2 separate regions of the Homo sapiens genome follow, and region 1 is linked to region 2. Evidence: chromatin loops called from intact Hi-C (ENCODE). Cell type or tissue: ascending aorta. All regions are shown on one strand. Each heading gives the region's core, and the rest is flanking DNA. Links, peaks and the distances in the headings are about the cores only. Region 1 has its middle 140 kb from the start of EPC1. Region 2 overlaps KIF5B (kinesin family member 5B).

Region 1 (2,921 bases), core at 219-2,718, 170 kb before region 2:
GCAAAAGAAACTACCATCAGAGTGAACAGGCAACCTACAGAATGGGAGAAAATTTTTGCAATCTACCCATCTGACAAAGGGCTAATATCCAGAATCTACAAAGAACTTAAACAAATTTACAAGAAAAAAACAAACAACCCCATCAAAAAGTGGGTGAAGGATATGAACAGACACTTCTCAAAAGAAGACATTTATGCAGCCAACGGACACATGAAAAAATGCTCATCATCACTGGCCATCAGAGAAATGCAAATCAAAACCACAATGACATACCATCTCACACCAGTTAGAATGGTGATCATTAAAAAGTCAGGAAATGGCCAGGCGCGGTGGCTCATGCCTGTAATCCCAGCACTTTGGGAGGCCGAGGCGGGTGGTTCACGAGGTCAGGAGATTGAGACCATCCTGGCTAACATGGTGAAACCCGTCTCTACTAAAAAGTACAAAAAATTAGCCAAGCATGGTGGCAGGCATCTGTAATCCCAGCTACTCGGGAGGCTGAGGCAGGAGAATGGTGTGAACCCGGGAGGCGGAGCTTGCAGTGAGCCGAGATTGCGCCACTGCACTCCAGCCTGGGTGACAGAGCGAGTCTCTATCTCAAAAAAAAAAAAAAAAAAAAAAAAAGGCAGGAAACAACAGGTGCTGGAGAGGCTGTGGAGAAATAGGAACACTTTTACACTGTTGGTGGGACTGTAAACTAGTTCAACCATTGTGGAAGACAGTGTGATGATTCCTCAAGGATCTAGAACTAGAAATACCATTTGACCCAGCCATCCCATTACTGGGCGTATACCCAAAGGATCATAAATCATGCTGCTATAGCGATACATGCACACGTATGTTTGTTGCGGCACTATTCACAATAGCAAAGACTTGGAACCAACCCAAATATCTATCAGTGATAGACTGGATTAAGAAAATGTGGCACATATACACCATGGAATACTATGCAGCCATAAAAAAGGATGAGTTCATGTCCTTTGCAGGGACATGGATGAAGCTGGAAACCATCATTCTCAGCAAACTATCACAGGAACAGAAGACCAAGCACCGCATGTTCTCACTCATAGGTGGGAATTGAACAATGAGAACGAACACTTGGACATAGGGTGGGGAACATCACACACTGGGGCCTGTCGTGGGGTGGGGGGAGGGGGGAGGGATAGCATTAGGAGATATACCTATTGTAAATGATGAGTTGACAGGTGCAGCACACCAACATGGCACATGTATACATATGTGACAAACCTGCACGTTGTGAACATGTGCCCTAGAACTTAAAGTATAATAATAAAAATAAATAAATAAATAAATAAATAAATAAATAAATAAAAACCCATTGCAAACTGCCTAGAGAATTAAGTACAGATTAAAATACCACCTGCCCAAGCCCATTAGGATTTCAGTCTCCATTCAAGCAAACAGGCCTCCTACTTAAAAAACTGACCTGTTGCCTCTACCTCCATAACCCACCAGGTGGGGCTGCTGGGCTGCCACAAAGGAGGCTGGGGAAATTTCCACGCTGTCAGGGCACCCACAATGCTTTGAAGGGTGCCAAGAGCACCTTAGCTTCATCCTAAAGAATGTAAATATTTCAGGTTACCCATAACCAATAGCACAGTGTGCTACCCCTGGGTCTTCCCACCGCTCCCCACCACCTCATTAATTTCCCCCCACCTCCTTACATCACTCCAGGGCATTCTGAAGCGCTGGTAAATTGAGAACTATTGCTTTAGATTTTCCAACGTGGTTGAACTGTAACTAGAGAAGGTTCAGGTCCTGGTTACTGCTCTGGGAATGTGCTTTTTCTGGAAGACATCCTCTGCACAATCCTATCTCCCTGGGTCCAGGGTTTACAGTGAACTTTTTTAAGGTAAGGTATTGTATTCTATTAAAATGCAAATAATCTCAAGGGTGATGTCTTAGTCTGTTTGGGTTACTATCACTAAATTGAGTGGCTTATAAACACCAGAAATTATTTTTGTTCAGGAGGCTGGAAGTCCAAGATCAAGGTGCCAGCAGACCAGGATATGGTGAGGGTCCTCTTCCAGGTTGCAGACCGCTGACTTCTTGTATCCTCACATGGCGGGAAGAGGGTGAAAGAGCTAGGGTCCCTTTTACAAGGGCACCAATCCCATTTGTGAGGACTCCACCCTCATGACCTAATTACTTCCCAAAGGCTCCACCTTCTAATGCCACCACATGGGGGGGTTGGAATTTCAACATCTGAATTTGGGGGAGACACAGACATTCACTCCATGATAGGAGATAAGCCATTGCCAATCATTAAAGTTTGAATTAGGACACTAGAGTATTTTATAGTTTGGTTACAAGGGAAGGAAGAAAGATGGATTCAAACATGGAAATCTGGGTTTCCATGAAGGGCTCACTGCAACTTGCAGTCAGAATGAGGACAAGAAACATCTGGGGTAGGACAAGGCCAAAAGCCAGAGGATGGCAAAGGACACTCACCTTGCATTGTTATGGTCCCTGGGGTATCCCTAGATGTGCAATGAGACAGGCCGGTATAATGTTTAAACCCTCTCCTCTTCCAAAAATCAGAGAATCTTGCTAATTTTTTTTTTTTTTAATTGAGACTGAGTCTCTCTCTGTTGCCCAGGCTGGGAGTGCAGTGGCACGATCTCCGCTCACTGCAAGTTCTGCCTCCCGGGTTCACGCCATTCTCCTGCCTCAGCCTCCCAAGTAGCTGGGACTACAGGCACCTGCCACCACGCCTGGCTAATTTTTTGAATTATTTTTAGTAGAGACGGGGTTTCACTGTGTTAGCCAGGATGGTCTCAATCTCCTAACCCTTGTGATCTGCCCGCCTCAGCCTCCTAAAGTGCTGGGATTACAGGCGTGAGCCACGGTGCCCAGCCATTGATATAGTCTTTACAGACTTATCCTATGCTATACTGATT
Region 2 (2,921 bases), core at 252-2,751:
TATCTTTACCCAAGTGCTCTGTACCATTTTGGAGGAGACTGCATGTAGTAGCTGGTGGGACTTGTCCTGGACAAGGATATGAATGTGGCAGAGTTACCAATAAATACACATATTTAAGGAGAAAGATGGCGTAGGGGTAGGTCGTGGGTACCTAGGGAGGTGTGAGGACAGGAAAGCAATTAAATACATGGTAGGTTGTACTTGGGACAATCATTGTTAAACAGATTGGATGAGAAGCCATGGTTAGAAATTGTTGGTAGGCAAAGATCAGCAGAATGATGGGCCAGCTGGGATTTCTTTTGAGATAGGGATTTGATGAGCAAGTTGCCAGTAATGACCTGAAAGCAGATAGTACTCTCTGGGTCCCCGACAAGTTCACTGAGAATGCACTGGCTCATAATTATCTGGACAAGTTTATAACTTGATTTTATGTAGGGCTATTAACATTCCCTATCTGTAGATTTGTTAGATACAATTGTTACTTTTGAATAAGGTTTATCCACTTGTATTCTCTTGAATTCTGAATCTGAGTGATTTGTTTCCCTTGTGTTAAGTAGCTATTTATTCATTGCCCACTATATGATAAGCATCTCATCAGGTCTTTGTAGATTTCCTGTTTTTTCCACCATGGCTTCCTGACCTGAACTCTCTGCCGCTGTATTCACCTTTGGTTTTTCCAGATGTAGCCTACCTTGTATTTATTTTGGTTCCTCTGCTCCTTGAGTATATAGTACAGTGGTTAAGAGCAGGTCTCTGGAACCAAGTCTATTTGCATTTGCGTCTCAGCTTCATCTTACTAGCTGTGGAGTTACAGGCAAGTTATTTAACCTCTCTGTGTCTCAGTTTTCTCATCTATAAAATGGGACTAATAATAGTACAGTGCGGGCTGGGCGCAGTGGCTCACGCCTGTAATCCTAGCATTTTGGGAGGCCGAAGTGGGCGAATCTCCTGAGGTCAGGAGTTGAAGACCAGCCTGGCCAACATGGTGAAACCCTGTCTCTACTAAAAATAAAAAATTAGCCGGGCATGGTAGCACATGCCTGTAATCCCAGCTACTTGGGAGGCTGAGGCACGAGAATTGCTTGAACCTGGGAGGCGGAGGTTGCAGTGAGCCGAGGTTGCAGTGAGCCGAGGTTGCGCCACTGCACTCCAGCCTGGGTGACAGAGCAAGACTCTGTCTCAAAAACAAAAAACTAATAGTACCGTGCACGGGGTTTTGTGATGATTAAATACAATAATATATAAAAAATGGTTAGAACCTGACTCATTGTAAGCTCTCAGATGTTAATAGTAACTTTATATGATGACTTCTAATTCTCAGAGCTTTTGCCTAAGTAGTCATTTTGCTGGGGAGGCTGAAGTTCAGGGAGATACAAAGTGACTTTCTACAACGTGATGTGCTGTTATCTCACTACCTAAATATGTTTTTTCTGTTGATACAGTATGAAAGAAGTAATACTTGTTCAGAGTTGTCCACCTCTGTTTCTCATAGGAATGGCAAAAGTATATTTAAAAGGGTGAGGGAGGCTTTAGAAAGATGCTGTACATTGATGATGGTAATAAATATTCAGCAAGCATTTGAGTTCCTCTGGAGTGCCAGGCACTGTGTTAGGAGTTAAACACGGTCCTGACTTTGAGTTGACAGGCTAGTGAGTAAAGCAGACAGGTAAATTGATCGAATACTCATTGGTAAGTGTTATGATTAAATGCAGATACTGTAAGAACACATAGGATGAGACTTTTACCCAGATATTTTGGGGGTGCGTTGTGGAATTGGGTTAGAGGAAGAGGTAAATGTGATACATGAAATAATTTTGCTTTCCTTCTCAAAAATAAAAAGATTTTGAAGGAAAGTTTCAAATGTTTGGAGTCTCTTAAAATCTTCCCAGGGAAGTTAGTAATGATGTCTTTTTTTCTCATTAATAAATGTTTCTGTAGGAAATCTGTTATCCACTTAGTTGTGCCCATGTTGGGGTTTTTTTTTCTTTTTAAAATAATGAATAAAAACAAGGATTGGCTTGCTTATTAGTTTACTTTTCACTGTTATATGCTGTTTCCAACAGAGGCTTCTCTTTTTGTTTTGGCTTCCTCTAGAATAGAATGTAATTTCATAGTACCTTTCTTGTCACCAAAAACAAACAACAAACAAAATCCTCGAAAGCCAGAAATCAAAGGATTGCCTTTTTCCCCCCTTTGACCTAATAAAAGAATATATTTAAATGTTAATGTCAGAGGCTAGAAAAAAATTTCATAGGAGGGTCAGGTGCAGGGGCTTACTTAGGCCTGTAATCCCAGCACTTTGTGAGGCTTGAGGCAGGAGGGTTGTTTGAGCCCAGGAGTTTGAGATCAGCCTGGGCAACATAGCAAGACCCTGTCTCTACAAAATTTTTTTTAGAATTAGCCAGGCCTGGTGGCATGTGCCTCTAGTCCTGGCTACTTGAAGCTGAAGCAGGCAGCTTACTACACCCAAGAGGTTGAGGCTGCAGTGACCAGTGAGCTATGATTGTGCCATTGCACTCTGAACAGAGGGGAGACCCTGTCTCATAACATTTTTTTTCATAGGAACTTCTTGGTAATTGATTTTGAGGTAGGAGTGAGTGTTACACTTTGTGGGTAGGATAAAGAGGAAGGTCGGGGTTTGTGAGGATTAGCTACTAATTAACCATCAATTAGTCTTGTTTCTAAAATCTCATCTGTATGTAAATTGGCAGAGGATTTTTTTTCTTTTTGGTCACATAAAGCTTTGGAGTGTAGATGTAATGACATTTGAGATGTACACTGATACAAGAGATTCTTTATTATAAGCAGTGGAATTTAAAATTTGTTTCTTAATTAACCACAGAAAGCAGTCTGGGTCCAGAGAAAATTGCTTAGATGGGTCATCACTAAGAAAATTACTGTTGTTATATATTTCCTTTAAT

What was found. Peaks named below come from ENCODE experiments on the same cell type or tissue, not always from the same donor. Only the 100,000 strongest peaks of a DNase experiment are listed, where the experiment ranks them.
Region 1: it touches region 2 in a loop (4-fold over the local background); 26 of 110 quality-filtered maps call a loop at or near these places.

Annotation. Positions count from the first base shown.
Region 1 is chr10:32,206,237-32,209,157 of GRCh38, reverse strand. No RefSeq gene overlaps it. Among named protein-coding and RNA genes, the nearest start is that of EPC1, 140 kb to the left of the region's middle. RefSeq lists enhancers at 1,323-1,617, 1,363-1,657. In ascending aorta, for the core only: a CTCF peak has its summit at 1,480 (motif pointing right); a DNase peak (open chromatin) is centred at 1,497.
Region 2 is chr10:32,041,266-32,044,186 of GRCh38, reverse strand. The region is part of intron 2 of KIF5B (kinesin family member 5B); the gene reads left to right. Among named protein-coding and RNA genes, the nearest start is that of KIF5B, 14 kb to the left of the region's middle. In ascending aorta, for the core only: no CTCF peak of the experiment used is centred there; no DNase peak of the experiment used is centred there; H3K4me3 peaks cover 1,115 bases; H3K27ac peaks cover 2,206 bases.